Linked DNA regions of Mus musculus: region 1 is linked to region 2. The links are chromatin loops, found by intact Hi-C in ENCODE. Cell type or tissue: left cerebral cortex. All regions are shown on one strand. Each heading gives the region's core, and the rest is flanking DNA. Links, peaks and the distances in the headings are about the cores only. Region 1 holds the start of Gm12865 (a long non-coding RNA gene). Region 2 holds the start of Slc2a1 (solute carrier family 2 (facilitated glucose transporter), member 1).

Evidence for each region. Hi-C counts contacts between places; a loop is a spot of excess contacts. Peaks named below come from ENCODE experiments on the same cell type or tissue, not always from the same donor. Only the 100,000 strongest peaks of a DNase experiment are listed, where the experiment ranks them.
Region 1: a loop joins it to region 2, with 3 times the contacts of the local background. A loop is called at or near these places in 13 of 42 quality-filtered maps.

Annotation. Positions count from the first base shown.
Region 1 is chr4:118,996,541-119,012,101 of GRCm38, forward strand. Gm12865 (a long non-coding RNA gene) reads right to left here and starts at 1,497. Exons shown (of 2, transcript XR_868061.2): 1 at 526-1,497. In left cerebral cortex, for the core only: CTCF peaks have their summits at 7,845 (motif pointing right) and 8,628 (motif pointing right); DNase peaks (open chromatin) are centred at 7,898, 8,631 and 11,593; H3K27ac peaks cover 185 bases.
Region 2 is chr4:119,101,056-119,116,616 of GRCm38, forward strand. Slc2a1 (solute carrier family 2 (facilitated glucose transporter), member 1) reads left to right here and starts at 7,690. Exons shown (of 10, transcript NM_011400.3): 1 at 7,690-7,917. The coding sequence starts at 7,900. It overlaps Gm52706 (a long non-coding RNA gene), which reads right to left and starts at 7,694. Exons shown (of 2, transcript XR_003955269.1): 1 at 6,722-7,694. In left cerebral cortex, for the core only: a CTCF peak has its summit at 7,529; DNase peaks (open chromatin) are centred at 4,474, 4,860, 6,991, 7,656 and 1 more place; H3K4me3 peaks cover 4,837 bases; H3K27ac peaks cover 4,864 bases.

The DNA.
Region 1 (15,561 bases), core at 3,637-11,636, 100 kb before region 2:
TCATTCACTGTACTAATTTTAAGAGAAGCTCTAACAAAAAGTCTTCATAAAGTACTTAAGAAGTGGGATACACTGCAGCGAAGTGGAATACTTAATACTTATGTAAATGCAGAGCACAAAGCTCAGAAGATAAGACAGAAAGGGATCAGAACAGAGACTTTTTGGGGGGGATCTGGGTTCTCAAAAATGAAACTTTTGCCTATATGGTGAAACCCTGTATCAAAAAGAACTAAACACAACAAAAAACTTAAGAGAAAATGAATTAACAGGGAACATTTAAGATAACTACAATAAATGTTGACATGTACCTCTGACAGAGTAGAATTTTTGTAAGTTAAAATTCCAAATTATCTCAGTATTGTTTAGATAAAAACACAGAATTTAGAGGTAGCCACAGGCTCTTACAGTCTAACTAAAGAGGTTCTAAACTGGCCACTTACCTAAATTTCCTTACCGCTGCTTACCAAAATTTCCTTATCACTGCTCTTACCAAAATTTTCTTAGGCCTGTACTTTCTTTACTTACCTTTGCCGACCAATGTGATGAGTTCTCCGTATGGGCCACCACTTGCCGCTGTCCCACTCCGACGGAGACAAGAACAACACGGACACCAAGGCGGGTTCACACAGCAACTTCTTTACTTGTGGCTTTTTCGCCTATAGCTCTCTTCCCCGGCAGCTTCTTCTCCTAGCTCCTCTTGCAGCAAGCGCTATACTCTTAACTCCTGGCAACTGACCTCATCTCGCTCCACCCCACCTCATCCAATCAGTCCAGGCACAAGCTCAGGTCGATCACCAATAGGCTGACAGGTCCAGATCACGAGGAACAGTCCAGCCTGGCAGGCAGCCCACACATGCAACCTCATTGCGCATGCTCAGGCAAGGCAGTTAAACATGTGGGGTTCATGGGACCTGGCAATGGACCAGGGCGCCATCTAGGCCCATGCGGCTGCACCCGCTTCCCACAATCCTGTCTAAGACAGTTGTCATTAGGGGGACCGATAAGCTCTGCAGAGGTAGTTCAGCAGTCCTGCAGATGACCAGATGGTGGCTCAAGACCATCGAGTTCCAGGCTCACAACTCCAGTTCCAGGGGTTCTGATGTCCTCTTCCGGCCTCCACAACTACCTGAACACATACAGCATATATTCACAGAGACACATACACATAAAAATAAAATAAATCTTCAATGAAAGAAAACAAATACCAAACACTGGCAAGGACTCAGCGAAAGGAAATCCTTATACATTGCTGGTGAAGGTGCATACTAGGCAGCCACGGAGAAATCAGCATGGCGTTTCCTCAAAAACTAAAAATAGAGTTGCTGTGCAAGCCGAGAATAAGTATAAAGGATTCTAAGTTAGCGTACCTCAGAAATAACCTGCACATCCGTATTGCTCAGCACCGGTCACAATAGTTTTACAGGTTCAGACTAACAGACGAGTGAATAAAGAAAACAGGCTATGTATTCACAGTAGATCATTATTCAGTCATAAAGAAGGGTGAAAGAGATGGCTCAGTGGTTAAGAGCATTGACTGTTCTTCCAGAGGATCAGGGTTTGATTCCCAGCAACTACATAACAGCTCAAAACCATCTGTCCCTCCAGCTCCAGGAGATCTGACAGTCAATTCTGGCGTCCTCAGGTACCAGGCACGCTTGATCATATAGGCAAGTACTTATACATATAAGATGATAAAGTAAATTTTAAAATAAAAATGAAATTATGTCACTTGCAGGAAAATGCATGGGTAGAGGTCAGAGAGCAGAGGTCAGAGAGCAGAGGTCAGAGCAGAGAGCAGCCTGTGGGAGTCAGCTTTCTTTCCAGGTGGAGGGTCCTGAAGATCAAACTGAAGCCACCAAACTTGTCCCCAGGTGCTTTACCCCCTGAGTCATCTCAATGTCCTTGACCTGAAGATTTTAATTCTAAGTGTCTGTGTGAGTCAGGTTCTCACCTTCCTTCCCAGCTCTGTGACAAATTCCTGAGAGAAGCAGTTTCCCTGTAGGAAAGGGGAGACCTGGGAGTTATAAAACCTCATTGACAGACCTTTTCAAAGGACCAACCAAATGCTCACCTACACAGCCATGTCACACACTGGAAAGCTCAACCTTATAAAAATGACATGGCTCCCCAAATTAATCTATAAATTCAATACAAATCCAATTAAGAGTCCAGAAGAGTCATTTGGTTTGGAACTTCCCAGTCTCATTCCAGATGTTTGTGGGAGATGGGAAAGGGAAATTCCTGGAAAAGAGCTGTGGCCACAGATGCTGACCGACTCACTGGGAACTTTAATGACATGGAGAGAATGTTGCAAGTCCAGAGCCTAATTATCTTGGAGCACCTTAGCCCTCTCAATAGCCATTTATCACCCTCTTCTGTGTGTGACCTAGCATCTTTGTGACCCTTAGAGAAACCCTTTGGATGTACAGACCCTTAAGCCCCTAGCTTCCACTAAGCAAAAGACTAAGAATGCCATGTGATAGCAGGAGGCTTACAGCTGGATCCCAACACTTGGCTATCACCTGCCTGATGTTCTGACCAGTGTATCTGAAAGTGTCTTGATCTACAGCTTACTTTGCTCTGTTCCTACAGAACTTCACGAAGCTGTTAAATGCATTGGACCATGGTGTTTGGAGAAATCAAAATCTGTCCCCAGGCCATGGCCATTCAGATCTGGTTCCGTCTCTTTTTTCTTGGAAGTGAGAGCTGTTTCCTTCAACGGAGCGAAGCAACTGGCCTCGCTAAAATACTCGTGATCAGGAAACACCTAGTAAGAGCTGGAGAGATGGCTCAGTGGTTACGAGCACTGACTGCTTTTTCAGAGGACCTTGGTTTGAGTCCCAGCACCCACATAACTGTATGTACCTCCAGTTTCGGTGGTCTGTTGCCCTCTTCTGCCCTCTGCAGACACACATGTGGTGCACAGACATGCATGTAAGCAAAATTCCCATACACGTACAAACAGAATAAAGTCAGATAAAAAAATTGTATGTTAAGAAAAAATTTTTTCAAAAAGCAAAAGACAAACACTTGACATTAAGTTTGAAGATGAGATTAACGAGCATCATGATAAAATCCGGAGGTATCTTGGGTTTTGCTCAGACTTTTTTCTTAATTGTAATTAGGATTTCATAACAGTGCCACAGGATTAGGCAAACTGGCCAGCAACGTGGGTAGAAACCAGGTGCACACCCACAACCGCAGGGGAGCTGCCCTGGGGGAGGAGGTCAGCGGGAAGGAACCTTCTAGAATGATGAGGCCCTCAAAAGGAAAGTCCTTTACAGTGCACTTCCTCTTTAGGGTTTTCACATCCTCAGCTCAGGCAAGACAGCAGAACTCAGCTAGACGCAGTGGTACAAAGTGACATGAGGTGATACAAGGCGGCACATGCCCACGATCCCAGCACGTGGAAGGTAGAGGCCGGAGGGTTAGCAATGATGTCAGACCCTGTCTCAAAAAAGAAAAACAGTGGTTTTTGTGAGGCAGTAAAGACTGTAGTTCTGAACTCTCGGTGGGAAACGGCCCTCCCCCCCCAAGCCAAGTTATATCCAGCTTTATAAGCACTTCCTTCCAGGAGGATGTGGGCAGAAACTTACAAGACTTTGTAATGTCCAAATTCCCCATCCCAAAACGTCACTGTAAAAATCAACAAAGCCTCCTGTGGCTGCGCTAAACAGAAATAGTTTACAGAGGGGCTGCTGCCCGGTCACTGGAGGCGCACAAGAGCCCTTCAAAGGCTCTGACGTGCAGGAAGGGAAGCAAAACCTGTAAGGTCCACAGCAGTGATCTCTGAACATCAACCTGGTGTCACTCAGGAAATCCACGTAGTGTGAATCTAACACTGTCAGCCTCAGTGATGCCGCAGGTCCCCATCAGACTTGATTTCGAGGGCTACTGAGGAGGCTCAGTGGGTGTTTGTGCTGCAAGCCGTGGTTCAATGCCTAGAAGGCACAGTGGAAGGAGAGAATGGATTCCCACAAGTTGTCCTCTGACCTACACACACACACACACACACACACAAACGTGCACATGCGAATGCACACTGTGGGGTGTGAGCACACAATCAAATAATAAATATATTTTTAAAAATACTTTTTTCAACTACAGTTAGGGTCACTAAAAGTACACCGCCATCAAACGTGCCTTGGCATTCCCAGAGTTCTGGATCCCTGCTGGGTCTGGCCAGCATGTACTCTCATCTCCCCTTCTCCCTCTGGAAATTTCTCTCTTCTCTGGGGAGGGTGGGGGGGGGCTTCTTTTCCCTTTCTATTAATTTATTTATTTATTCACTTTACATCCCAGCCACAGGCCCTTCTTCCACTTCCCCCTCACACAGCCCTTCCCCATCCCCTCTTCCTCTTCACCTCTGAGGAGGAGCTCCCTGCCCCCCCACCCCCAATCCCACCCCCACCCCCACCCTGTACCAACCCACCCTCGAACCTCAAGTCACTACAAGGCTAGAGACATCCTCTCCCACTGAGACCAGACAAGGCAGCCCAGTTGGGGAACAGGATCCATGGGCAGGCAACAGAGTCAGTGTAAGCCCCAGCTCCAGTTGTTGGGGACCCGCATGAAGATGAAGCTGCACATCTGCTACATATGTGCAGGGAGTACAGAGGACTTGAAAAGCTTGGCTTTAAAAGGATTTTAAATGGGTAGGTTCAACAGAGCCTTGATAGTACATCTCATGGTTTGGTTTGGTTTGGTTTGGTTTGGTTTGGTTTGGTTTGGTTTGGTTTGGTTTGGTTTGGCTTGGTTTAACACAAGGTTTCTCTGTATAGCCTTGGCTGTCCTGAAACCCACTCTGTAGACCAAGCTGGCCTTGAACTCACAGAGATCAACCTGCTTCTACCTCCCAAGTGCTGGGATTAAAGGTGTGTGCCCTCAAGCTCTGCTGTATACATCTCATTTAAATCGAGCACTGCTAATATTTTGGAGCTATGGAAAGCACAGAAGCGCTCACCCTTTGGACTGTGTTTGTGGGCAGTTTGTAATTTTTTTCCCGGGGTCAAAAATTCTTGAACATCAGATAACTACTGAAAAAAAAAAAGCATTCTAGGCACGAGGAACAGAATGTGCAAAGGCACGGAGTACAAAGAGAACAGTCTGTCTTCACAGAACCAGAAATCAGGATGATCAGAACAAAGGTCTGAATGTAGGTAGCAAATTCGGAGCGGAGGCAAGGCTGAACTGTAAGGTTCTCTGCTTTGTCTGGCTGAGGACACACCCTCCCTCCACGCCCTGCCTTTAAGGAAGCGTTGGCTCTGATCCTGGCCCATTTCTCCACACTCATCAGCACACTGCCGTAAAGGACATTCTGACATTCCGCAGGCAGGATTCTTCTGAGCAGATCTCTTGTCTCTGGCACCCTGCTGCGAAAATTCTAGTTCCCTCAGTCTTCTCTCTGTGTCTCAGCTCAGGGACATCGCTGGCATTCCACAGGTGTACAGTCAGTCACTAAGCATAGATATTGAAAGATTCATCCTATCTGACTCCTGCTCTGCAAAATCACTCTGGTGGTCTCGTGTTTAACAGCTGGAAACTGTTGTTTCCCGCGTGTGTTTTCCAGTTTGGGGTGGGCAGATAAATCTGGCCTCTGGGCATCACCCTGACACCCTCATTCCTGCGGCCATTGAAGCTTCCAGTGTTGTATTAAACCCTTTGCTCCCAGAACGCACGCCGTGGCTTCCAACCAGGCTCTTCTATATTGGATGTGCCCTGGAACTGAATGAGAGCTCTTGTGCTGTAAAGTGGTGATAGCCTTATTCCTGTCAGAAAAGTAGGACAGTGTCAGTCCACAGCACGCAACGTCAGAACCTGCAAATATGACAGCCAAAGACCTTTGACAAGCAAGACTTTCGCACACCAAGCAGCTATAGTCATAGATCATCATGGTGGGAATAAAGAACGTGAGGGCTGTGGAATGTGCGGGCGTCCTCAGGGAGTGCTGGAGAACTTAGCAAAAGCCTATGAGGATGTCAGAGCTCCAAGCCCCCACTAAGCACACGGACAGAATGCAAGAGGACACAGTGTCTTAAGGGGGTGCTTTTGAAAGATAAGGTAGTGCTACAGAACCCAGGCTAACATCAAACTCAGTCTTTCTGCCTTGCCTCAAGGGCTGCGATCACAGATGTGCACCACTGTGCTTAGAAAGGACTTGGTTCCTTATACTGCAAAGTCTAGATTTCTGAAAACCCCAAACCACAATCTGCTCTTGTGGTTGACCAAATTTCATATAAATTAATCTCCTTTTCGGTGTGATTGAGATCATATTGTTGGTAAAGAAACAATGAATTACAAGATTATAATGGGAATGTTGGGTAAATTTCAACCCCTTTCAATCCCCCAAATTATATCAGTGTTCCTTCACCAATAAAAACATCCCTTCTGCCCACCTGAAGATGCCAGCTAAGGCAGGTGTGGTGGCCTTTAACCCCAGCACTGGGGAGATAGAAGCAGATCTCTGTGAGTCTGAGATTAACCTGGCCTATATAATAAGTTCCAAGACAGTTGTGGGTACAAAGAGAGACCCTGTCTCAAAAACCAAAAGTGGCTGGAGAGATAGCTCAGCAGTTAAGAGCACTGGCTGCTCTTCCAGAGGTCCTGTGTTCAATCCCAGCAACCACATGGTGGCTCACAACTGTCTGTCTTTTGTAACTCCAGGGGATCTGGCACCCTCACACAGACATATGTGCAGGCAAAACACCAATGCACATAGAATAAAAATAGGTAAATTATTTAAAGAAAAAAGAAGAAATGAAAAAGTCACCCTCTCCCTCTGCAGTTGATCCTATCATTATCTTGTGTGAGGCAGCCACCTTGAGCAGGCAGACTGATTGTTCTTCAGACCCTCGCTCAGCTCCCAACACTTCCAGACACACAGCAATACTCAAGTTCCAAAAGATCCAAAGAGGACTAAGGAGTGTGACTGGGCACCAGAGGGGACAGACTTTACCCATTTGTATCAGAAAAACCCTGGGGGGGTATTTATTTGATTCTCAGGATGTTGTTTGTAGCAGGGAGAAAGAAATGTACTTTGTTTTACATTTATTATTTATTTGTTTGTCTCGGGGTTAGGGCTACAAGTGTCACTGCACACATACTAGAAGCCAGAAGACAATTTGCAAGAGTCTGTTTCCTCCCTCTGCCATGTGGGCTCCAGCGCTCAAACTCGGGTTGTCAGGCTTGGTCCCCTTACCTGCTTGCTGAGCCATCTCCTCAATTCAGAAACACAATTTTTTGACTGTGTTTAATTTAGCGGTTAGATATATGAGCTTGATATAAAAGTATGTTATCTCAAAAGCCTACTGCAATGATCTGCTGAGACCTTAACAATGGTCTACACTAAGTTAAGGAAAAATTCCCAAACTTCCTTGGTTCACTGAAGAACAAGTTCTCCAACAATTATGAGAACCAGGAACCCCGCTCGCTAGAAGCTCCAGCCTGAGAGAAGGTTTACCTGGCAGAGTAAACAGTGGAGGCGTACTGTTCCACTGTCTCCACAGAACAGCACCGCTCTCCAGCCCCCATCAAAACCCACCCCTCACCAATACACAGAACTGATGCTGAACTCCGTACTGCTAATGTCTGATGAGTGGACTAGCAAATGATGCCTGACACCCTGGTGAGACACGTATGCCGGGGGGGGGGGGGGGCAGCATTCCACAGAAATCACATAGCCTACTAGCCTACTATTTTGTGAAAGTTTTTGCTTCTAGTTGTATCTGATACGTCAAAGCTTCCCCTCCCTGGGGAAGGAGTTGGGAAGCACTGGGTATCTATCCTGTGGGGCACAATGCCATGGCCCTATTAGTAACCCCTGAGGATGCCACAGGGTGGCAGCATGGTGACTTGGAAAGTTCCCTGGTTTCAAAAAGGCCAGAGTGACCTTGAGTTTAACTTAGTATGTATAAAACAAAAACACACAACTTCCTCATAAGGTTACAGCAATTATAAAATGAGGACAAACAAGAAAGCTCTTTGAGCTGCACATCTCCGGGTGTTGCCTGCAGCAGTTTTTAAGATGATGCTATTCCCATGACAAACATTTGTCAGTCCAGAATAAAAATGTCCCCAAATGGATCCGGTTTATTTTTTAATCTCTTATTTCTTCTTTGACTTGTATCATAGATACATAATTAGATTTTTTAAAACAGCAGTGGGACCAGTAAGCGGGCTCAGTGGGTAAAGGTTCTTGTGAGACTGATGAGTTAGATCTGCCAGACTCACATGGTAGGAGAGCTGACACCAGGCCAGTTATCCTCTGACCTCCATACGCACTCGTACACATAAGAGTGCACACATGTGACCATACACACAATAAAGAAATAAAGTGAGTAATAAAGTAATAAATTTTTAAAAGAAAGAGCAATGTAGTGGAGTTTTAAATCATGATACTGCAACAACACCCCCCTCCTCCCGACAAAGCAGCTGTCAGTCCTGAAGACATGCACTTTGAAACCCAACAGAGCTTGGAATTTGCCCTGTGCCTGCCACAACTGTTGTCTGAGATCTGCACTCATCCTGCCCAGCGGCTGAAAGGCTGAAAGGGCTTTTTCTGGGCTCAGCCATCCCCTTCCTAGTTAAGGCAGATTGCTACTCTTCCCTTCCAGGGTGACCAACACTCACCAGCAGAGGGCGGCAACTCCCCACTCATGGTCTGATCTTGCCTTCAGTTTTAGAAACCTGGGTTTCAATCCCTACTAACCAACTTTACTCTTTGATTAGAGAACCTTCTCTCTCCAAACTGTGGTTTTCCTGTCTGGAATATGCAACCAAAAAAAAAAAGGAACTGATCTCCACGAGGTTAATGATATGATACAGATAAACAGCAAAGTGTTTTCCAAACATTCACTCTTCAACATCAAACAATGGGTCTGATTTGATTCAATTCTCACCAGTCCTCAGCAGGCAAGAGATAAAAAAAAAATATGGTTCCCATTTTTCAGATGAAGAAACTGAGGCTCAAATGAGTTCCACAAGACCCGAAGACTCATGAGGCAAGGAGCAGTTTCACACTGAATCTCTACAGACTCCATGGTTTATGGTGATGGAAGTTGGCCTTGAGAAATTCCTCCATAACCCTTCTGAGACCCTAGGGTCCCAAGCCCATGCACACTGAGCTCCCAGACCAGTGGCCCTGTTGTCCCCACCTCCTCATTACTCTGCTCAAAAGTGCTTGAGTGGGCTCTCACCTGTGAGCCTCGTTCCCCTGACTGTACAAGGGACCTTCCTCAAGGACTGACTATGGCTGAGGGAAAGCATTTGCTGCATCAAACAGGGTTCAGAAACAGCAGGCACATGTGGCTCAGACCAGGCGTGGTGGCACAGGCCAAAAATCTCAGCACTCAAGAGGCAGGAGGACTGTGTGCTTGAGGCTAAATAGAGATCTGTCTCAAAAAATATAGTAGCTGGGCTGAGAGGAGGCAGCACATGCCTTTGAGGCCAGCACTTGGAAGGCAGAGGCAGGCAGATCTCTGCGAGTCGGAAGCCAGCCTACAGGTCTACAGAGTGAGTTCCAGAACAGCTCAGGCTGCACCGAGAAACCCTATCTCCAAAGAACAAAACAAAGAAACAAAACCGTGAGAGGTGACTCAGTAGTTAAGAGTGGTTGCTGTTCAGTCATAAGGACCAGAATTCGGAATCTAGCACTCGCATTGGGTAGCTCTCTACTACCTGGGACCTGAGGCCTGCTTCTGCCTAGAATGCTCTAGAATTCTCCAGTGACCACGTTTTACTGCTATGGCCACAGCAAGCAATTCGCATGTGCATTACATTGCTTTCCATTTCCCACATAAATAAATTTCTGTTATTGTTTGTTTGTGTGTATGTATGTATGTATGTATGTATGTATGATAATGAAATTTGTCCACTTTGCTGTGACTTTGTACAAGCCATTTAGCTGTATTGAGCCATAGTCCCTCCGTCTGAGCTATCTGGGCAGCATGAGCCTTCCCCACCTCACCTGGAGGCTCAAAGTCTTGCAGCCTCCACCCATCCCCTAGGCCTCAGGCAAGCTTCTGGGCAGAGGTGAGCCCTGCCTTCTGCCTCACTTCTCTCACTGCCCTCAAGTCTCCTCAGCTGGCCGCAGCTTGGTTTTTTGCCTCCCTCTACAAACAGGATTCCACTGAAGTCTCTATCTTGTCTCTTTAGCTCTCAAAGCTCTTCAGACTGGGGCTGTCCAAGTGTTCCTTCCTTTCCTTCTCCACAAGGTCTCTCTGTGTAGCCTTGACTGGCGTGGAGCCTCCTGTGTAGACTAAGCTGTCCTCAAAACTCACAGAGACCCACTTGTCTCTGCCTGCCGAGTGCAGGGAGGAAGGGCACGCTCCACCACACCCAGCGGTCCTCCTCGAAACCTAGGGACCAAGTGTCCTTGGTTACAGTCACCCAGGTTTCCTCCGCCCCCTCTGACCGCCGCTCTGATCCTGTGGAAGAGGACCTGGGGCCCTTTCCTGTCTCTTCATTCCCTTTGGATAACGTCAACCCAACCTACACCGCCCAGCACCGGAGAGGCTCCTGCTCCGGTGTCAGCCCCACCTGCCTGGAGCCCTGGGCCTGGTAGTGAACGTGGATAAGGTCCGAGCTCTCTGGAACATAACAGGCTTCCTAGGTTGTGGCCACCCAGAGCCAAAACCCAAGGCCACTCAGTGGGAGTTTTCTTCCCACTTTCAGGCAGCTCCCAAGCCCCCTGAGGACTTCCCTAGCCCTTTATTCCATTCATTCAGAGATATAATTATGGACCAGCAGACACTCCACTCCGGGGACCAGCTTCCTTCTGGCCCCTGGTTTTGTTTTGTCCCTCTGGACCTCTGGACTAGTCAAAAATATAGGAGGTAGGAGTGGTTGGTTGGTTGGTTGGTTGGTTGGTTAGTTGGTTGGTTGGTTTGGGGGTTGTATTTTGGGTTTTGGCTTTGTTTTAAAGATTTACTTTTAGTTTATGTGTATTCTGTGTGCATGGGTGTAAGTGCACCGTGTGTATACAGAGGCTGAGGAGGCCAAAAGGAAATGTCAGAAATACCCTGGAACTGGAGATACAACAGATTGCTAGCCACATGGCAGTGCTGGGACCCAGATCTGGGCCCTCTGCAGGAACAGCAAACACTTCTAACACGGAGCCATCATGTCTCCACACCCTTGCTTTGTTTTGTTTTGGTTTTGAGACAAGGCCTCAGTTTTGAAACAAGTTCTCAGGTAGCCAAGGCTTACCTCAGACTTAGTCTACAGCTGAGGATGACCTTGACCCTTGACCTTCAGAGTCTCCAGCCTCCTGCTGGGACTGCAGGCATGTGTTCCAGTGCCAGGCCTGCCATTGTGTGTGTCTGTGACTGAGCACGTCCTACACCACATCAGATATGGAGGGCTGTACCTAGACTTCACGTACTTATTCACCCTTCACAACCCCGAGAGAGACAGGCTGTTCTTAGCTGAGACGAGAGGGGCACCATACAGAAGGGAGCGGATCAGGCTTGCACAGTTAGCCACAAGAGTTCCCACCCTGTTGTGCATCCATAGCTGGCTCTTTGAGCAGAACAACCCATAGGCTAGCAGCCCTTCCATCCTCCCGGGATCTGAGAACCCTTCTGTGTAGCTCAAACCCTTTTCAGCTACCCCACCTACCCACCCACCTTTGCTCTGTCTCTTGGCCATACCCCTCCCCTGCCTACCTACGCCCACCCCATCTAAAGTACTTGTCAGTTCAACCCTACCTCCATCTGTCAAAACGTTTATATCCTTCAAGCCAAACAAAACGGCTTTTCTTGCCTGTGCTGAAAGAGCCGTGATGGAGGGCTAACTTGGGGAGACCGTGGATCTGAGAACATGGGGGGGAGTAAGACCAGATTATCATAAGGAACCTTTCTTGATCAGAGAGTCTAGAATTCTTGCTTTCAGGAGGCCCTTGAAACAAAGGTAGACTTGTCCTTTAACCTTCACAGAATGAAGAGAATGTCAGGCCTAGGAAGGACTTCAGAGGAAAAAAAAAACCCACTCCCTTCTCTTTGCCCCCAGGGATGCCTACGCCCAGGGAGGGGCAGAGGCCTGGCGGACCTTCTGGCTGATGGTGGGAGGAAAGGCCGTGCTCGCTTGCCTACTACAGGACCCATCTCAGCAGGTCCCCAGGCTGCAGAGAAAAGAGTGGGAGGGGCCTGGAAGAGCGACTGCTGTGGAGCCTGGCTCTGAGCCTGTCTGGCCAGGCCTGCTGGGCTCCAGGAGGCCTCAGTAGTTTTCCATAGCCAGTAGGCCAACAGCCTGGGCCATGTGCTACCCTCTCCCCTTGCCCTCCACATTCCTCTGCATATTCAGGCAGGACAGCGGCATTCTTTGGAGCTGGAGAAAAAGCAGGGATAGGGGCAGAAACCCAGATATATGCAAGATTTTCAGATAAGAGTTTGGCCAGAAACACGGGGGTCAGGAGAGATCACAAAGATGCCAATAAGGTGAAGCGTCCCAGACCCGCAGAGCCACGTCCAGCCGTTGCTCCAAAGATGTGGCAGGTCCCTTCTCAGAGGCATGCACAGATAAGACTACCACAGAGATGCACGTTCCCACCCCAGGCCACCCCCATGCCTCTGCCATCCCAAACTGTCTCATCTATAACAAACAAGAGACGCGGAATGTGTACGGGCCTTTAGTTCCAGAACAGCAACTGGAATTCCTTATTCTGTTCCCAGGAGCTGGGGTGGATCTCTGCACATCTCCACCACTGTGGCCCTTTCTTTGGGTCCTGACATTCCATCTGTGTGGACAGAGTAGAGAGACTTCTGGGAAGCCCTTTCCTTGATTCCATCCAATCCACTCTCTCCTCCTACATCTCTGCTCTCATCTGGTTTCCTCCCTCCGGCCCTATGGCTGTTAACCAAGAGATTGACTGAATACATTTATGGGATCCATCATACAGAAAGACCAGGAAGGAGACCTTAAGCACACACCAACCTTGTGCTGCAGGCTTCCCTCTAGCTGTTTTGTGATCACCTAGGAGCAAAGCCAGCGTGCTAGCTGGCTGCCTGCACTTAACTCCATGCTTGGGGAGGGCAGAAGAGAGCCGCAGACCCAGCTAGCTTTCCACCTTAGTTGAACTCTTTGAGCCTCTCATTTCTGGTTTATCAATTGGGAATAAAATGCTATCTAACTCTCAAGGAAACAGTTGATTATGGTGCCTAATTTCAGGTAATGGCTTTAACCAAGCAGGGAGCTAGGACAAATCAGTTGATAATACAGCTTTTCCCTGTCTGATGAAAACTTCACGATTAACTGGGAACTTGGGAGCCCTGTCCAGAGTACAGCTCTCAGCCCATGGGCCCCTCACCTTCATACCCACAGGCCCCCAGCCATACCACTTGTTCCCACGCTGCCCAGTCAGCCGGATGGGATTTGAAGCCCCAAGGGATCAACTGGGACTGCACAGAAGCCGCCTTGTCCCAGGGGGGACTCTTTGGTCACGTTGATGGTGCCCAACCCACCTCCACCAGGCCAGCCAGCTTCAAGGGTTTGCACCGGATTTCCTGGCTGGGTGCCCAGCACCCTGCAGGCTGTTTGGGGACACACGGTGTAGGAACAGCGGGGTCTCTGAGAGAGGTTCCCACCTAGCTCTCTCCGCCCACTTCCAACTAGGTATCTGAGCTAGATTCCCAGCACCACCCTAGAAGGGCATAGATAGGACCTTCTATCCACTTCCCCCATCCTGGGCATCCTGAGAGATGAGGGATTGCTCCATAAAAGACTTGGAACTTGAGAAGGGCTCTCAAGATGAGCTCATTCAGGAAAGATGGGGAGAGGCAAGCGGGGGGATGGGTGGGGAGTCAGTTTTCAGTATGGTCAGCTCAGAGCTTTCTGGGTGAGATTGGTGGCCTTTGGGTGGGGCTTTTCTGGGTCTGAGTTAGAAGCTAGTGCAGATGTGCCAGGTCCAGATGTTGGGATCTTATCTTAGTATTCAGAGTTTGGGTGTTGAGAATCCTTATCTGGATGTGGGGGTCCTGGCAAAGATTCTGAATCCAGAAAGATGTATGTCATGGACGCCTATCTGATGCATCTGGTCCATCTTCTCTTAGGATGGAGTTTTCACTCCATCAGAGGGTCGGGGCTCTCTGCAGCCTGGATGTTGGAGCCCAGTCAGTGTTCATGATCTGGAGCTGTGAGCTCTCTGGGTGCTCCATGGTCCAGATTTGGATGATCGATGCTGGTGAACCAGATCCAGGTGTGAATGTACACTCTGGGATAGTGTGGGAACCCTGGACAGGAACATAGAGCCCAGTCCCAGCCCCTACCATGGACCAGAAGACAGACATCACTGAGAGTCCATCTCCTGCCCCAGCTCAAGACCCCTCTAGACCAGCAAAAGCAGGGAGCAGGGCAGCTCAGTTTGATATCCTTCAACTCAAGCCTTGAAGACAGAGACCACACAGTAGCTGGGATCAGTCGTCCTCACAGAGGCTGAGCAGAGGCACTTGTTTCCCAGCCCTGGCTTGTTTTGTTTCCCCACAAAATGGAAGAGCCAGCTGTGGTGTTCCCCAGGGCCCCCACCGTGGGGTGTCTGCAAACATTCACAGGAGCCAGCATGCTCACAAGACACACACTCCTCACTCCAGCCTGCCTGCTCTTCCTACAGTGATCTTTCCCCAGAAGGCCCTTGTCTCTCCTTTCCCTCCCCCACCCCTACCAACCCCTCAGGCTCCTTGTGTTCCGGGAACTCTGTGCCCACACATGCACACACCCCACACAGGTGCCTTTTCAGACCAGGATTTCAGCTGTTCTCACTCTGATGTCTCAGGCAGACCCAGGTCCAGCCTGGTTCTCTCCGTGGGCTGGGAGCTCACTGCGATCATGGCCCTATTTACTGCTGGCTCTATTCTCGACAGCCATGCTTGGCTGGGCCACCACCACGTGCTGGCAGGTGATCCTTTCAGAAGAAGAATCTCTTTAGTCTCTAATGCCCCGGATTGGGGGGGGGCAGGGGGGCGTAGGCAGTAATCGGATTTGGGGGGCCTGTCTCCTGACCACACCAATCCTCCTTTCCAGGCTGCTGGACCCATGTGATAGTTGGTCTGAAGCGGCAGGAAGTCCTCAAGGATGTGGGCTCTGGGATGTGTAGCTGGGACAGTGTCTGTCTACTTCTCCTAATGAGGAGCAGACAGAAATCAGAGCAATCACAGCATAGAATCCAGACAGAGCAGTCAGCTGGCTCCCCGGGCCACTCTGGGAAGTTAAGCAGCCATGCTCTTGGGGAAGCACACATGTGCACATGCATACAAAACTCTCACACAGAGGCTTCTGGGACAGATTCTGGACCAGGCATTGCTAACAGCATTTCTAGCTTTCAAAGCAGCCTTGTAGGAGTCGTTAGCCTCCTTTGACCGAAAAGGAAACTGAGGCTTAGAAAAGAATGTGAAGCCACACAAATGCTAAGTATGGAATCGGAATTCAGGGTTGTGTCCTTTGCACAGGGAAGCACACGCCTTTCACACGCTTGCACTGAACTCCAAAATCATAGTTAACTACGAAAGCCTTCAGAACTATGTGAGGTTCTGAAAGGGCGGCCTCATCTGGAGCATACCATTTCACAGGATG
Region 2 (15,561 bases), core at 3,279-11,278:
GAGAAGATAGAAGGAGAGATTGTGTGAGGGGGAAGGGAGGGGCTGTGATCAAGATGTAAAGTAAATAAATAAATTAATTAATAAATTAATGGAAAGGAAACTGTGTCAGGTCTGATGCAATGGAGCTATAATCCTAGCACTTGGGAGCTAGGAGCCAGAGGGTCAGGAGTCCAGGGCCATCCCTGGCTACACAGAGATTAAGGTCAGTCTAGGCAATACAAGACATTGTCTCAAAAAAAACCCAAACCAAACCCAAACCAAAAACATATTGTTTTGGGAAATTTTCTACTTGCAGAGACATGCTCATGGTTAAATGACACAGAAATCAAAACCCAGAATGATCTACATTGATATAACTGGTCAATAAGCTCGTGACATCGGGGCTTGTCCTCTTAGAACCCAGCTGCCAGGCTGAAGGGAAGCCATGCTGTCTTGCAACAGGCAGAGGGGGATACAATAAATAGCACATGGAAAGATGGGCCCAACCTTGTGTCTACAGACACAGCTGTGTGAGTGACCTCAGCTGATGTCATGTGAAATGCCACCTGTGCAATGACTCAGTGGGTCCCAAAGCCATACATCCTTGCTGTTTAAAACCACTGAGTCTGGAGGTGCTTCCTCTCCTGTGGAGTGGCTGAGGCACGCTGCTGTTCCTACATCTAGTTTTCAGAATAATTGCAGCCCTTTCCAGAGCAGCTTCCACATGTGAATCCTCACCCTTGTTAGCTCCAGGGAGACAGAGCTTTAAGTGACCCCAGCTTACTAAAACTAAGACTACTACCCCTGGCCAGTGATTACACGGCCTTCACAAATACCAGCATTAATGTACCATATTTATATATATATATATATATATGTATATATATATATATATATGTGTGTGTGTGTGTGTGTGTGTGTGTGTATAGTGTGTGTGTGTGTGTTTATTTTCATTTTCCTGAGAGGAAAAAAATTACCCAATGGCTACTTCTTCATGATAGAAAAACAAAAAACAAAACAAAAAAATTCAAAAGAAGAAAACAAGAAAAAAAAAAAAAACACCCTTAGTTTTACTACCCATAGGTCCCACAGATAATTTAAATTGACCTTTCTCCACCAGGTCCCCACACAGAGAGGGGCTCTGTTTTGTTTGTGGCTGGTACAGGTTCCCTGTTGAAATACTTTCATTATAAAGTTGAAGAATCTGAAGAAGAATGAGCAGCTGAAGTCAACTAGCAAACTTGTCATAGGGCCCGGACTGACCGTAAATCTCCTTCCTCGTGAGTCCCCAGCCACAGTACTCTCCCTGTCTAAGGCACTAGCCTGTCCTGGATCTGTGACACTCATTTCAACCTTCTATAAGGCTAGGATTTCACTCCATTAAAGTATGAGTCAGCTCCAGCACCAGGGTGAGTCACCCAGCTCTTCCTGATGAACGTGCCTGTGACTGCCAGGAGACAGCCAGGTGGGGGCCTCAAGGACAGCCAGGAAAGACGGACACAGGTAACCTGCTAGGGGTGAGCTATGATGGCTTTCTTTTGACTGCATGGTGGATTATAAAAGTGAAGAAGATGCTCAAGTTTCAATTTGCTACTAAATTCGTCCCTCACCATAGCCTCCACCAGCAGCACCATAGTAACATCCAAGCAACAGTTCCCTCCGCCTGCCTTATATTCCCTGTGGAGGAGGATGGGGACAGGAGGAGGGACAGCTTCCTGGGAAGGTGTCTTGCTGGTTATATCAGTGCGAAACGCATGCCCAGTTTACACCTCTGTAGAAGCCAGTTCTCAGAGCAAGCCAGCCAAGGCTGGCTGGCTGCCTTCCCTTGGGCCCTGAGCTTCTCAGGGTCTCTTCCTCTTTATTGTTCCCCACACCCAATCTTTATGAAAGGCCTACTGTGTGCTAGGCCCAGGACAAAGTATAGAACCCACCTCAGAGCCCAACCAACAACTTGTAGAGTATTCAAGGCCCATTTTAAAGAGAGAAAAGTCCACAGGAAAGACTGGCCCTAGGATAACACCTCTGGAGATGCTAAGGCTAGACTTCAGGTTCCTAGCACTCGGTCTTTCCTGAGGTTTGAGGAACAGAGGTCTTGGGCCCACATCCAATCCTCTCTCCAGGTCCCTAGAAAAATAGCAACATGCAGATTTGCAAGAGACAGAAGAAGCCTGCAACCCTGGAGTAAACAGGGCTCTGAGGATGTAAAAACCCGGCTGTAACGGCTACCACTATCCAAGTACTTGTATGGCGATGATCACCCAATGGTTACTTTCTCACTCCATAGTCACAATCAGTTCTTTAGGTGGAGATATTCCCAGGATGCATTCAGGTCAGGTCACACACCCAAGGCACACCATGAAGCAGGTCTCTCTCTGAGTCCTGTCCTTTACACCTTGTCACCTCCTTCTGCACTTACGCCTTGGTTCTGTCACTCATTAAGCATTTATAGTTTATTTCCGGTGCCAACTAACTTGCTGAACCAAGGGAAGCTGGGAATGACAAAGGACTTGCCCCGGAGAGATATTTATCTCTGAGGAAGATAAGGCTCAAATAACTGTAATCTAATTGATTAGAACCAGGCTAGGCAGTTGCCTAGCTGGTACTGGGTCAGGGGCCTAGACAAGTGTTGCTGGTCCAGTCTTTATTTAAAGATTTGTGTGGGAGTGTGGGAGTGTGGGAGTAATGGCACACAGAGGTCAAAGGGCAACTTTTCTGCAGTCTGTTCTCTGCTTCTACCTTGTTTTTAAATTTTATTCATTTTACACCTCTCTGTGTTTCTGTGGGTCTCTGTGTGTGTGCTTCTGTGGGTCTGTGTATGTGTGTGTTTCTGTGGCTCGATCTCTCTCTCCATCATGAATGTTGTTAGTCTCTCTCCCTCTATCATCCACCTTGTTTTTGAGGCAGGATCTCTCTTGTTTCTACCATTGTCTTGCCAACAGGAGCTCCTGTTTCTACCTCCCATTCAATTTGGGTATCCTGGGGTTAGAGATGCAGCCTCTGTCTTTCTATGTAGGTTCTAGGGTTTGAACTTGAGTCATAGTCACGTGCACTGCAAGCCCTTTCATGCAGTGAGCATCTCACTGGCCCCATGTTTTCAAAATCTACTAAATTAATATTTACCACCTATATGATTTGGGCAAATTTCTTTGCTTTGTAGAGCCTTTCTTTTCTTCTTTAGAGAATGTAGAGAAAAACATTCATCTCATAGGATTCCTGAGTTAATTAAATTAATTGGATTATAGTACTGTCTCATTTAACACACTTAGAAAAAGCAGGAGGTAGTTGTTCACTTGGGGGCTAAGAAGGAGGATTGAGTTTGGCATAATGCGACTCTGTCCGAAAAACTAACAAATGAAAAACATCCAAAATAAAACAAAAGTGGGGGGAAATGTGTTAGGAGACCCAGTGTGTAGCAGCTATTGGTTTTGGTGGCTTGAGGTACTGGAAGACACAGGCAAGGGACATTTCCCTAGAACCACATAAAGACTTTAAGAACAAACAGAAGTCCAATATGCATTAGACAAATGCAGAAATTAGAAACATCCACAGCTCTCTATTTTCTCAAACAAAACACATCTGGGGAATCATTAGCCTCATGAAGAAACAGCAACAGGGTCAGGAGTTGGGTGTGGCAAGACAGGTCCTCCTATCCCAAGTAAAGTTCACGGCAGGGGTGGGTGAAGGTGCCCCGGAACCCAGTTGTAAAAATAAATAATAATCTTAATGCAACTTCTCTGTCTAGTGCTGGGAAATCAAATCCAGGCTAAGCAAACCCTCCAACGCTGAGGTTCAATTCCAGTCCTTAATGCCATATTTTTGAGAAATTATAAATAAAAAAATAGGAAGAAAAAGAAAGACAAAGCATCAAAATTTTCAATAAAGATGGGATTAGTTGTTGTGAGCTGCTGAGTCACATCAGCTTGGGGCAAAGAGAGAAGCAGGAGAGCCGCTCATTGGTTCTCCAGCTGCCTCACCCTGATTACCCAGCACCCCCCCCCCCCAACGGAGCCCCTCCCTTCCAGACAGAGCTGTCCTCCAGACTTATGCGCTCAGGAAGGTTTTGCATGTTATGTGCCTGCAAAAACACACTTTTGCATATGACCCTTCGTGTGATGCCTGAGAGGTTTAGCCATGCTGTCATATGCCATGGAAAAATGCTCAAAGCAGGGGGTGGTACTGAGAGACAAAAGGTCATGTCAGGTGGGAAGGTACCTAAGAAATGGGAGTGAAGAGCAGGTGAGGGAGGCCCATAGTCCTTTGGAAGGGCAGAAGCCACGGGTTGGCTGGACATTGGATAATGAGGGCGAGGAGTCCAACAGTTTGGAAGTACCACCTTTGGGACACTTGGGAGACTAGGGATGCAATGACGAGTATAGATTTAAGCACGGTGATTGTGAGCACCTGTGGGACACCCAGAACATTGTCCTTGGGGGCAGTTAGCCAATCGTGGCGCTCAGGACACAGTGGAAGAGGGATACTTCTTTCAGCATCCCCCCAGATCATTGGTGGTGGTGGCGCTTGCAGAGGTACCCAAAATGATCAGAAAGGGACACGGATGAGCTGGGAGCAGGTGGTTGGAGCAGGTGTGCAAATCAGAATGAAATACAAAAACACAGAGAACTGTCCTGCCTGGCTCAGCATGCCCTCCTTGAGTCCAGATAACGTATTTTCTTTCCTCGGGAGGATTTGAGTTGCAAAACAGCCTTCGGATTAAGGGCTCCCCCTCTCAGCCCCTGCCTGCGCCCCTTACATCAGCTGCCACTGATTCAGCAAAGCCTTTTCAAGCCCTACCAGGAACACTTGCCTTTAAAGGCAACAGAGCCTTTTCCGGGCTGTCTTACTCACTCTTACTCCGCGTAGCGGCTAGGACCCGCCCGCAAAGCACCGCCCATTTCTAAGGCCCTGGGTCCACAGGCGTGCCGTCTGACACGCATCAGGCAGGCACTCGCCGGAGTCATCCTGTGCACCTGGCCCCTCCCCGTTAAGTCCTGCGAGCACTTTTTCTTCCAGACTGGTAGGGGCTGGCGCAGCTTGAACACAACCCAGGAAGAGCTGGTTCCTTTAAGGGCTGAAGTCACCTCCAGGGAACAAAGCTGCCAGTGTAGGAACAGACTAGCAAGTCTCACCAGGTCTGGGTGGTCGCTGTGAAACCCCTACCCCTTCCCCTTTAGAAGCCTTAGGTAGGGGCGGGTTTGGGTATGCTGAGTTGTCACCAGGTTCTTTTTCTCTGAAACCTTCTATGGCGCCCCATTGCTCATCCAGTAATGAAAGCTCTGGCCTCTACTTAGATGGATGGCATCCAGGGTCTTTATAACTACCTCTTCAACCTCTCCCCCTGCCCCCCCCCATCCGGCGTCCCCCCTCCCTGCTCCCCAGTTTCTAGGAGCCAATAACTACAAGAAGCCAATTCTTCGGGCTTCTGTCCACATCCCTCTCTCAGCGGCACACTATCCTAAGGCTTTGTATCTCGTGGGCTTTCTTTGGTGTTCTCTACAGGGTTAAATTCTGTTTCCAAGGACTCAGTCTCCAAGATAACAGTCCACCTAAGAATCTAACCTCTGATCTAGTGTCCATAGCTCCTGGTAAATTTGCCTCTAAACAGTTGCCTCCAGGGGCTATAAAACATTTACAGAGAGAGGACAGAGAAGTGGAATTCCAAGCAGACAATGGGATCTGTGTCTGGGCAGGTATAGGGAAACTGGGGGAAAGTAACACTATTTCCCTGGCTACTCTGCTTTTTCCATGGTGCCATGGTGCCATGGTACCATGGGACTGGGCTGAAATGCTGACACCAACAATTAGTGCAGAATCTGGTAGCACAAGCCTTTAATCCCAGCATTTGGTAGGAGAGTGGATCTCTGTGAATCTGAAGCCATCCTGGTCTACATAATGAGTTCCAGGGCAGCCAGGGCTCTATAGTGAAACCCTGTCTCAACAAAACAAAGCACAACCAGAAGTATTAGTGTAATTACTTTGAGAAACCCTTATTCAAATCAGGAGGAGACTATTAGACCCATTTTAGAGATGGATGTGGGTTTTGAAGCTGAGAAGAGATGCGTGCAGATGTTTGGCAAGTAAACGGCAGAGCTGGGACTCCAGCATCTGAAGCTTGTGGTTCAGAGGCTATCTAAAGATTCTCCATCTTTTTGAATCATTCTGTCTGCCACCTTTGTATCTAATCTTCTGTCAAGAATGGCCTTCATAATCTAGCCACCTATTGAACTACCTTCCAAACCCTGCTCTGCATCACCTCCCTCTTCCCAAAGAGCCACACATACACACACACACACACACACACACACACTTCTCTCTGGAGACTTACCCTGTATTCATCCTTGATATGGTTTACACTGCCCCTCTCCCTGTCCCTCCAGCTTGGGGACTCCCTGAAGCTAGCAACAGACTCTCATGCTTCTGTCCTAGGGACACTGACTAGCACGGGACCGTCCGTCATAGAGGAGAAAAAAGATGGCTGATTGGTGACTTGTTGGCTGAGATATAGGCATGCAGTTCTATAATGGGGGCGACTGAATTTGTGAACTGGTACCCTAAGAAAGGGCCTGGGAGACCAGGCTTGGGCCTTGTTCCAGCCCTGCATCATATGTATTGAAGGAAAGAAACAGGTCCAGGGTTGGAGAAAGCAAGAGCAGAGGAGGCAGGTCTTGCAGTCAGCAGAAGAAACTCGGGGGGGGGGGGGCAAAGTGGTGATCAGGAGAGAGGAGAAGGGGAACCCCAGACTCACCAGTTCCACATGCTTTACTTTTCAGGGGTCCATGCTCAATTAGGGTGCCCTCCTAGGCCAGCACCTGGCACACAGCTCAGCTTCCTGTCTCTAACAGAAAGTCATTTCTCCCAGATCCCCCCTTCAGGTGAACCTAGATGGGACATGGACTGGAGGGACCACAGAGGCTATTGACTGTCCTACTCACCACTCCAGGAGCTCACCTGTAATTCTCATAGCCCAGGGTTTGATAACAAATCTCATTTTATCCAGGAGAAACCCGCTGCTCATTGGCTGGGAGCTTGCCCAGGACCAGCTAGAGGCGGTTTATAGGTGAGCTGGTTCAATGCCAAGGTGTTCTATGTCCTTAACCATTTAGACACCCAGCCTCTCTGGTCTTCACACTTAGGTGTCACCATAAAGTCAGAAATGGAGGGAGGTGGTGGTTTTACAGCTTAGAGAAGTGGTGGGCATGGTGTCTAGGAGCAAAAGAGGAGCTTGGCCTTGGGCACAGGAACACGGAGCAAGGAGAGAGAATTCAGCTTCGGAGCCAGACCTCCCGTGGTCTCTCTAATGAACTTAATGCCACTTTACACATAACACACGCGGTTGTAAACACCATCCAAATACTAACTCGTTTAATCTTCCTAATAACCCAGGAGGTTGTACTATTATTATGACTAGTCTACCAAAGTTATCCGGCAGCCTAGTGAGGAAGCCAGAGTCCTAGCGCTGGCTTACAGCCCCGCACCAAGCGCTACCATTTTGCTAGTGGCCATTGAGACTCAGAGAGGTGTGCAAACCAGCTCAGAGCCACACAGCGAGCGCCCCCAACGGGTGCCCCGCACACCCTGGGACTGCAGGTTCTAGCATCCAGAGCCAGACTGTGGTCAGTAGCCCTCCGTCCCTCCCCACCTCCCCACAGAACCACGCCTCTCAGAGTCCCGCCCCGGACGTGCTCCCCAGGCCCCGCCCCCTTCGGGCCCACCTACACCCCAGAACCAATGGCGGCGGTCCTATAAAAAGGCAGCTCCGCGCGCTCTCCCCCAAGAGCAGAGGCTTGCTTGTAGAGTGACGATCTGAGCTACGGGGTCTTAAGTGCGTCAGGGCGTGGAGGTCTGGCGGGAGACGCATAGTTACAGCGCGTCCGTTCTCCGTCTCGCAGCCGGCACAGCTAGAGCTTCGAGCGCAGCGCGGCCATGGATCCCAGCAGCAAGGTGAGTAACGGGGCTGGGAGTCCCGGGTAGGGATGTGCTGCCGAGCGCGGGCCGGGGCGCCTGTCCGAGTCCCCGCTTCCTCACGCAGCCGCCGCGCGCTTCACGCGGTCGGGGCGGGGGCCGCGGATCAGGGGCCCAGGCGCCGCACGTCGCGCACGACCTCGGCGGCTCCTCCCGCGCGGGGGAGGGGGCCGGAGCGCGGCGCCCATTGGCTAAAAGAGCCGAGCCCCCGGCCGGGCCCCGGCTAGGAGCGGAGGAGGCGGGACCCGCCCGGAGCCCGCGCCGCGCCCGGAACCCGGGCCATGGGGGTGGCCAGGAGGAGAAGGCACTTCCTCCAGGCCAGGGTCGGGGGCTGACGAGCTCTGAGGACCTCACGATGCGCAGTCCTCCAGGGATGTGGGGCCTTTCCCCGGGGCAAGCTACTGACTGGATAAGATCTCTCTTCACCTGTGATCAGGCTTGCCCTGTATGGGCCGGATTTACGGAACCCCTCCTGGATGTGCGACATTGTTTCTTTCTTGTCCCGCCTTTGCTTTGTGTAGAGTTAGTTCTAGTCCCTTTTAAATTAAAATAAAATTGGATTTTCCCGTCTTAGTATGTAGGAAGGCTCAAGGATGCGCACTTTCACGCCCCCCCCCCTTTACCTGTTTAAAGTTAAGAACAGTGCGAGCATGTGTTAAATCCCTGGCTGCCTTTACTGGGCAGTGGGGGTGTTTTGGTGGAACTCAGGAAAGGAAGCTCCAGTTGACTCCGGATGGTCGTACTGACAGTCTCTGCAGGGCCACAGTGATAGAGATAGAATGTAACTAAGTATAAAGACAAAAAAACAAAACAAAACAAAAACCAACTGAGGCCCGGGAGTCTCTCAGATGCCACTTAAACTCCGAACTTTGGTTTTTCCGCGTAAAACTTTTCTCTCAGACCTAGGTTAATCTCCGTCTTTCAAATTCCTTGGATTTTGCTTTTGTTTCGGAGACATCATCCCCTAGCCCTGTCTGCCCTAGAGTTCATATGTAGACCAGGCTGGCCTCAGACTCACAGAGATCCGCCTGTCTCTGCTTCGCGAAGGCTGTAAGCCCGGGTACCACCACACTCCGCTTGATATTTATTTTTTGAGCTGATAAGATGAATATTCTGAGTAGAGAAGAGGGTAAAAAAAAATCAATGCTCGTTGATCACCTGGCTCATGGCTAAACTGCTTTTTACATGTCGTCCTGTGCTTCCTTACCAGGAACACTAAAGGGAAGTAAGTTTCCTAAAGTCACACAGTTCCTAAGGTCTGGGCTGGTTTCACTAGTGTTTTCTAAATTGTGAGCAGCAGGAAGAGTAAATGCCACCGCAGGCAGGTGGATGGGCGCGCTTACTCTGCTGAGCTTCCCAGACTTTCCCTACTGGCTCCATCTATAGATCAGTCCCTCCTTCCCCATGGTTTATATCTATAGCGATGAATTCATGCACTTGCACTGTTATTTACAACAATAGAATCCCCGCCCCCCCCCTCCCCCCCAGACAGGGTTTCTCTTTGTAGCCCTGGCTGTCCTGGGACTGGCTCTGTAGACCAGACTGGCCTCAAACTCAGACCCGCCTGCCTCTGCCTCCTGAATGCTGGGATTGAAGGCATGGTGCCACTATACCTAGTTTAGGCACATTTTAGTTATCTTGTGTACATTCTTGGGAAAAGCCCTTCCCTTTCTTTGGAGGTGGCTGATTTCCCAATCAAGGCCACAGCCTTTTGTGTTGTATATTAAAACGGAGTTCTGGAGAGTTGTTTAGAGGTCTGGCGAGCCTCTGGTGTACTCTGTAGTAATGAGCTTAGTAATGAAAATAGGGAGGGGCAGGTGGAAGCTCCTGGCTAGCCGGGGCTCACCTCCTCCTGGCCGTCCTGTCTAGGCTCAACCTCTGCAGGCAACATAAAACTACTTAAAAATCACAGGGTTCTTCAGGATACGGTAGTAGAAGATCATAAGTATCTGAGATTCATAGTGAGGTTTTGAATTTTCACTTAGCTGGGTTGCTTCATCTGCAGAATGGCAGCAGTCCTAATCATTAGACGGTAGGAATTTAGTCTGGAAAAGCCTAGAGAGATGGCTGAATGGTAAAGGCACTTGACAGCCATGCATGAAGATCTTTGTTCATTCCTGGGACTCACTAGGTAGAAGGTGAGAACTGATTCCTGCAAGTTGTCCTCTGACCACCATGTGCACACTAGCGTGTGTCTCTCCCCATTCTACACAAGTAAGTAAGTGAAGGCGGGCATGCTAGCAGATAGATCTCTTGAGTTTGAGGCTGGCCTTGTTTCTATAGTGAGTTTCAGGCTAGTAGCTATGCCATAGTAAGATCCTGTCTTACTATAGTAAGTAGATAGATAGATAGATAGATAGATAGATAGATAGATAGATAGAATTAATTTGGAGAGAATAGACCCAAAGTGTGTCTGCCAGTCCCTATTAGATGTCCCTTGACTTCCCATGCCACGCTGGGCCCTGAATAAACGTCAGCAACCTTCAACCTCCGCTGAAAGCTACCTCTGAGCGTAGCGGCATGTGCTTTTGGAGGGTCAGGATGCTGAACTGTAAGTGTTACTTAGGGAAGTCATTAAAGCTCTCACTGGTCAGGAATCTGGTGTGGAGAAAGAACATTGAGGGATGGGCAGGGTGCCAGAGCTAAGCCAGCCAGTGTGGCTGCCTGTCCTACCTTGGGCTTCTGTTTCAGCTCTCTGATGGCCACTCAGGTAGTTAGGAAAGCACCACATGGTGCTGAGGGCTTGTGCAGCTCAGCCTTTGTCTAATATGTGAGGCCTTAACAACTGCACTGTAGGAGAAATGGGAGTTCCTGCCATGATGACCTTAAAGTTCAGAGGAAAGTAACTTTACGAAGTTTATGTGCTGTGTCTCCCCCCAAACACGCGGCCAACCTTTGCAGGTAGCCTGAAGATACAGGCAACTGAAGAAGAGACCTGGCCATGGGTTAGTCACACTCCCTTTTACAGAGGAGGAGACTGAGGCCAGTCAGAGCCAAGACAAGAGTGTCAAGATTTGAGGCACTTTGATGTGTTGATGGAGTTCCCCTCTCTTATCCCGCGTTCTGTACCATCTTCCACCCATCCCAAGTGGGCAGAAGTTCCCAGCCTTCAGGACTGCCCAGCCATTTCTGGGTACAGTGGGGCTCAGGACTGCACGCACACGTGAGGAAGCTTCTGTGAAGGGAAGTGGATTTCCTGGGAGCTTCAGCTTCTTTCTTTGGTAATGGTGGTTAAGACTGTGTCCTCTTGCTCTCGATCAGGGTGGGGGCTATCATAAGTGAAAAGACCCCCTTTTCCTCTCAGCTGAGATGAGTAAGCAATGTAAACAACCCCAAGATGATTCTTATCTAGTGTCAAGCCACCCTTGGGTTCTGCCTTCCCTTCCCCCTGGCTGGGTCAGCCCCAAATCCCCCTCTAATCAGCTTGTGACTTCAGGGAGTGCAGCTTTACTGGGTACCTCCTGGATACAGGGCATCAGTGCCTAGAGATCTGCTCCAGCACCAAGGGTACAAACATCAACATCCCCCACCCCCACTGGCAGAGCTAGGAGGCCTGGAACAAAGGGGAAAGTGTGCAACATTGGCTTGGGGCCTGCAGCCTCACCCCTCACCTCTCTCCTGGGTACAGAGGTGACAAAGCCATTCAGTCTAGCAACCACTGTCCCAGGATAGCAGAGGCCAGGAAAGCTCCTGGCGGGACTCAATGGCTGAGAGAGGTTGTGTCCAGGCTGGCCTAGCACAAAACAAATCTCCAATTGTTACCTCCCTCCCAGGGAGGAGTGGAGTGGAGCCCGAGGCTCTGTCACTCAGCCACCAAGCCTGGCACAGTAGCTTCTGCAGAAACACTGAGATTTGCAGTAGCTGAGCCAGGGGCTACTGGGCCTCCAGCCTGGCCTTCGCTTACCCCAAGGCTTTGACATCCAGAAAAGGCAGAGCATTCCTGCCAGACCCCAGATGATGAAGGTGTTGACTGTCTAGGTGAGTTTACTGCTCAGAACATTTGTCCAAATTGCTTAATCCACAGCTCAGGTCCCCTGTCTTGAAATTGGGAGTGTCCAGGGAAGGGCTACTCTGAAACTGCTTTCTTTTTCTTTTTTAAAGATAGATTTGTTTGTTTGTTTGTTATTATATGTAAGTACACTGTAGCTGTCTTCAGACACTCCAGAAAAGGACATCAGATCTCATTACAGAGAGTTGTAAGCCACCATGTGATTGCTAGGATTTGAACTCAGGACCTTCAGAAGAGCAGTCAGTGCTTTTACCCACCGAGCCACCTCACCAGCCCCTGAAACTGCTTTCTTACCTTGTCATATCCCCAGCCTATGCTCCCTTTTGTAGATCCTCTATACCAAAGTTTGAGGACTGTTAGCTCTCTGGTCTGTTTTCACAGCAGCAGGTGTCAGGAGTTTAGGTGTTTGTGAGGCATGCTGCTGACTGAAAGATGAGGAACCCAGCTAAAGAGATGAAGGAAACAGTGCCTCTTAGCTTTCCTTGAGCATCAAGCTGTGGCTTTCCCCCAGCTTGAGCCATGGCTTCCTGCCCAGCTCTCCTGGTGACTCCAGGTGGCCCCCAAGTGTGCCAGAGCATCCCACCCCATACCCATGGTCCACACCACAGCCCTGGGTGCTGCCAATGGTGGCCACATCAGTCACATGGCTAGTATGGTGTGGCATCATCAGCATCAGCTCTCTGGATAGTAGTGTTAGCTGCTGAAGTAATTTTCTTCAGCTGGGCACTGGCCTGAGTATGGGCCATAGTAGCCTGTTTAGCCAGTTTTGCCATCAGTGTTGTGAGCTGCATCATTGTGTTGGCACTGTACTGTGTGGCCATAGTGCCATCTTCATCCTCACCCAGACACTTGGCCTCTGGTCTCAGCACTACCTTTATCTTCTCCATAAAGAGCTCTTCTGACCCCAACAGTCAGAGTATCAAGTACCTCTGTACTGCAGAGCTATTAGCATGTCATGCCCACAGGCAGTTGCCTCTCACTGCCTCATCGTGTGGGTTAGTCTGTTGACCCTGTCCTTGTCCCCACCACCTAATCACTGGACGCATGTCTTACATGACCAGGGAGGTTACCCTACCATACTATCATTTTATTTTTCCCCACTCCTCTAAACTTGTACTTGTAAAAGCAGACCTGTTCACTAATCTGGGAGCCATGTCTCCCAGCTAAGTTAAACCTTCATCTAGAGTGCCGCACTGGAATTGCCATTCTCCCTAACACTTCTCAAGGCAGTGTGGTGGGCTCACCAGGCCCTGGGGTTGTGTCCAGTAAAATTCCCAGATGGGAATGAAAAATAAAATTGGATTTTAAAAATCACAGAAGTAATGGAGCAAATTAAGGAGAAGCGTAAAAATTAGAAGAACAAATTCATCTGTCTCCGGCTTTCACAGTTAGTGCTTACTCCCGGGACCCCTTCTGTGTATAGATGTGTGCCCGAGTGCAATATTGGTTTAATGGCTCACACTTTGGTGTCATGCAGCCTGTCCCGTTCACCAACCCAAAGTAAGTACTCAGTGCCCTGCGCAGTTAGGGCATTGCCTTTACATCTAGCAACTCAGGGAACTTTGGGCCATGAACTCTTTTTCAAATACAATATAATTATGCCTGGGGCTTTTGTTTTTGGTTTATCTTTTTCTAATGAGCCACCCCAGGGCTTTATTTCCAGCACGTACAGATGTTTTGCATTCTTTCCAACAACTGCATACTATTCCATTGCAGATGTGTTTTGCTGTGTTTGAGAAAGGGATCCTGTACCTTTTTAAAGAACACTACTGGCCACTGGATACATTACATATATTCATTTCTGCCCTGGCTGCCAACGAACATATCAAGTCACACAGGCAGGAGTGTACTTCAGTTAATAACAAAATCTGCATTCACTCAGGTAGTCCTGGGAGCATGTTCAAACACAATCTCATTCAGCAGTGTCTTAGGAAAACCTCAAAGAGAATGGAAGATGTAAGGAAAAGATTTCATAAAGTCACCAAAGTGGAAGAGATGAGGCTTAAACTTACTGAGAGTGACGGTGACATTTGTCTATGCCCTTATATTAATTTTATCTCTGCTGAATTGGTGCCAACATACTACCGAGTATACCATAGAGGTGTCTGTTTCTTTGGGATCCCTTTATCCTCCCCGGGTCCACTCCTACAGGCTAAGGAGGTAGCTGTTTGCCCACCATGTGTAGAATACCCTTTTCAGCTGCTTAAGGAGGGTGGTGTGAATTTTACCTGAAAGGCTTTAGAATCCGGCACAGTTCAGGTATTGACTTTGCATCCAGCAGCACAAGGAGTTATGTTTCAGGCAGACAAATTTTCTATAAAGGCCAGGATCGTATATATTGTTGGTTTTGTGGCAAGATCTGTGTGCCTTAGCTTGTCTCAACTACAGCTGAGCCACTGTAGCACAAAAGCAGGATTTTGTTAATGGTCATGGAAGTTCTAATTTAATGTAGCTTTCATGTATTCCCCTCCCTCAACCCCATCCTTTAGAAATGTAAAGCCCACTCTTAGCTGGTAGGTGGGACCTAGTCTGTTAGCCCAGGGGTGATTGTCAGCCAACCTTGGCTTAGAATAAAACCCAGTAAAAAGGGCCAAAAGGTCCCCAGACTCTGGCTGCTGGTTCAGAATTGACAAGGCTTAGAGAATTGCTGGAGTGGAATTTGACCTACATAGAAAGCACCAGGTAGAAACCTTGCTTCCTTCAGGAACCAGTACAGGGAAGTAGAGGAGAGAACATGACCAGGAAGGGCAGAGCCTGTGGTACCAGAGGCCCTCCCCTTCCCACTCACCTCCCCATTTGGAGCTTCAGAGAAGTCCCAGAACTCCAGGGTAGGCGCCTTTCCCTTTGAGCCTTCCGTTCTCTAGAGCAGGAGCAATCTCTTCTAGAATGGAGTAGAGAGGGTTCATGGTAGTTAAATCAGGATGTGAGCAGTCCCTGGCAGGGTGCCTGGCACCTCACTGGTGCTGCTGATAAGTGCCCCGTTCCCACTCCTCCCCCCTTATAGACCGATGAACACCGCCCGCCTCCAGGGTGCCCAGGAGTCAGTCATGCAAATCTGAACATCACTAGAAGGTTTTAAGGAAATTGAAGAGGAATCAGGGCCTAAGGTCACATGAAGGTCAGTGTTGGTGTTCCCGGATTAGACCATCACTGTAAGATTTGGGAGGCTTGAAGGAGTCAAACAGCTATCTAGGAGGCCAGAGAAACTCAGCTCCTACCTACCCTTAGGTTACGGAGGAATCAGCTCCCTGTTCTTCAACCTCCTTTATCCAGTAAAGATGGCACATGGGTCTGAAATAGGTCTGGATTTTTTTAAATACCCAGAACTTCATTCAAATGTATTCTTAGAAAAGAAATGTATAATAAACAAGTGTGTAAAGGGGACTGAACATCCTCCCTGCCTCCTAGGGCTAAAAAGCAGAGTGGTTCATGTTGCAGCACACCTGAAGACTACATACAGGAAGCAGTAGACTCAGTGACATCTGAGTTGGGACTCTCCTCCCACAAAGAATAATACCCTGTCTCTGCCTCCTAGTGGTGGTGTCATATGCCCTCCCGCCCTCTGCCAATATTGACTGAGAGCCTGCTGCAGGCCAGGCCAGACTGGAAGGACA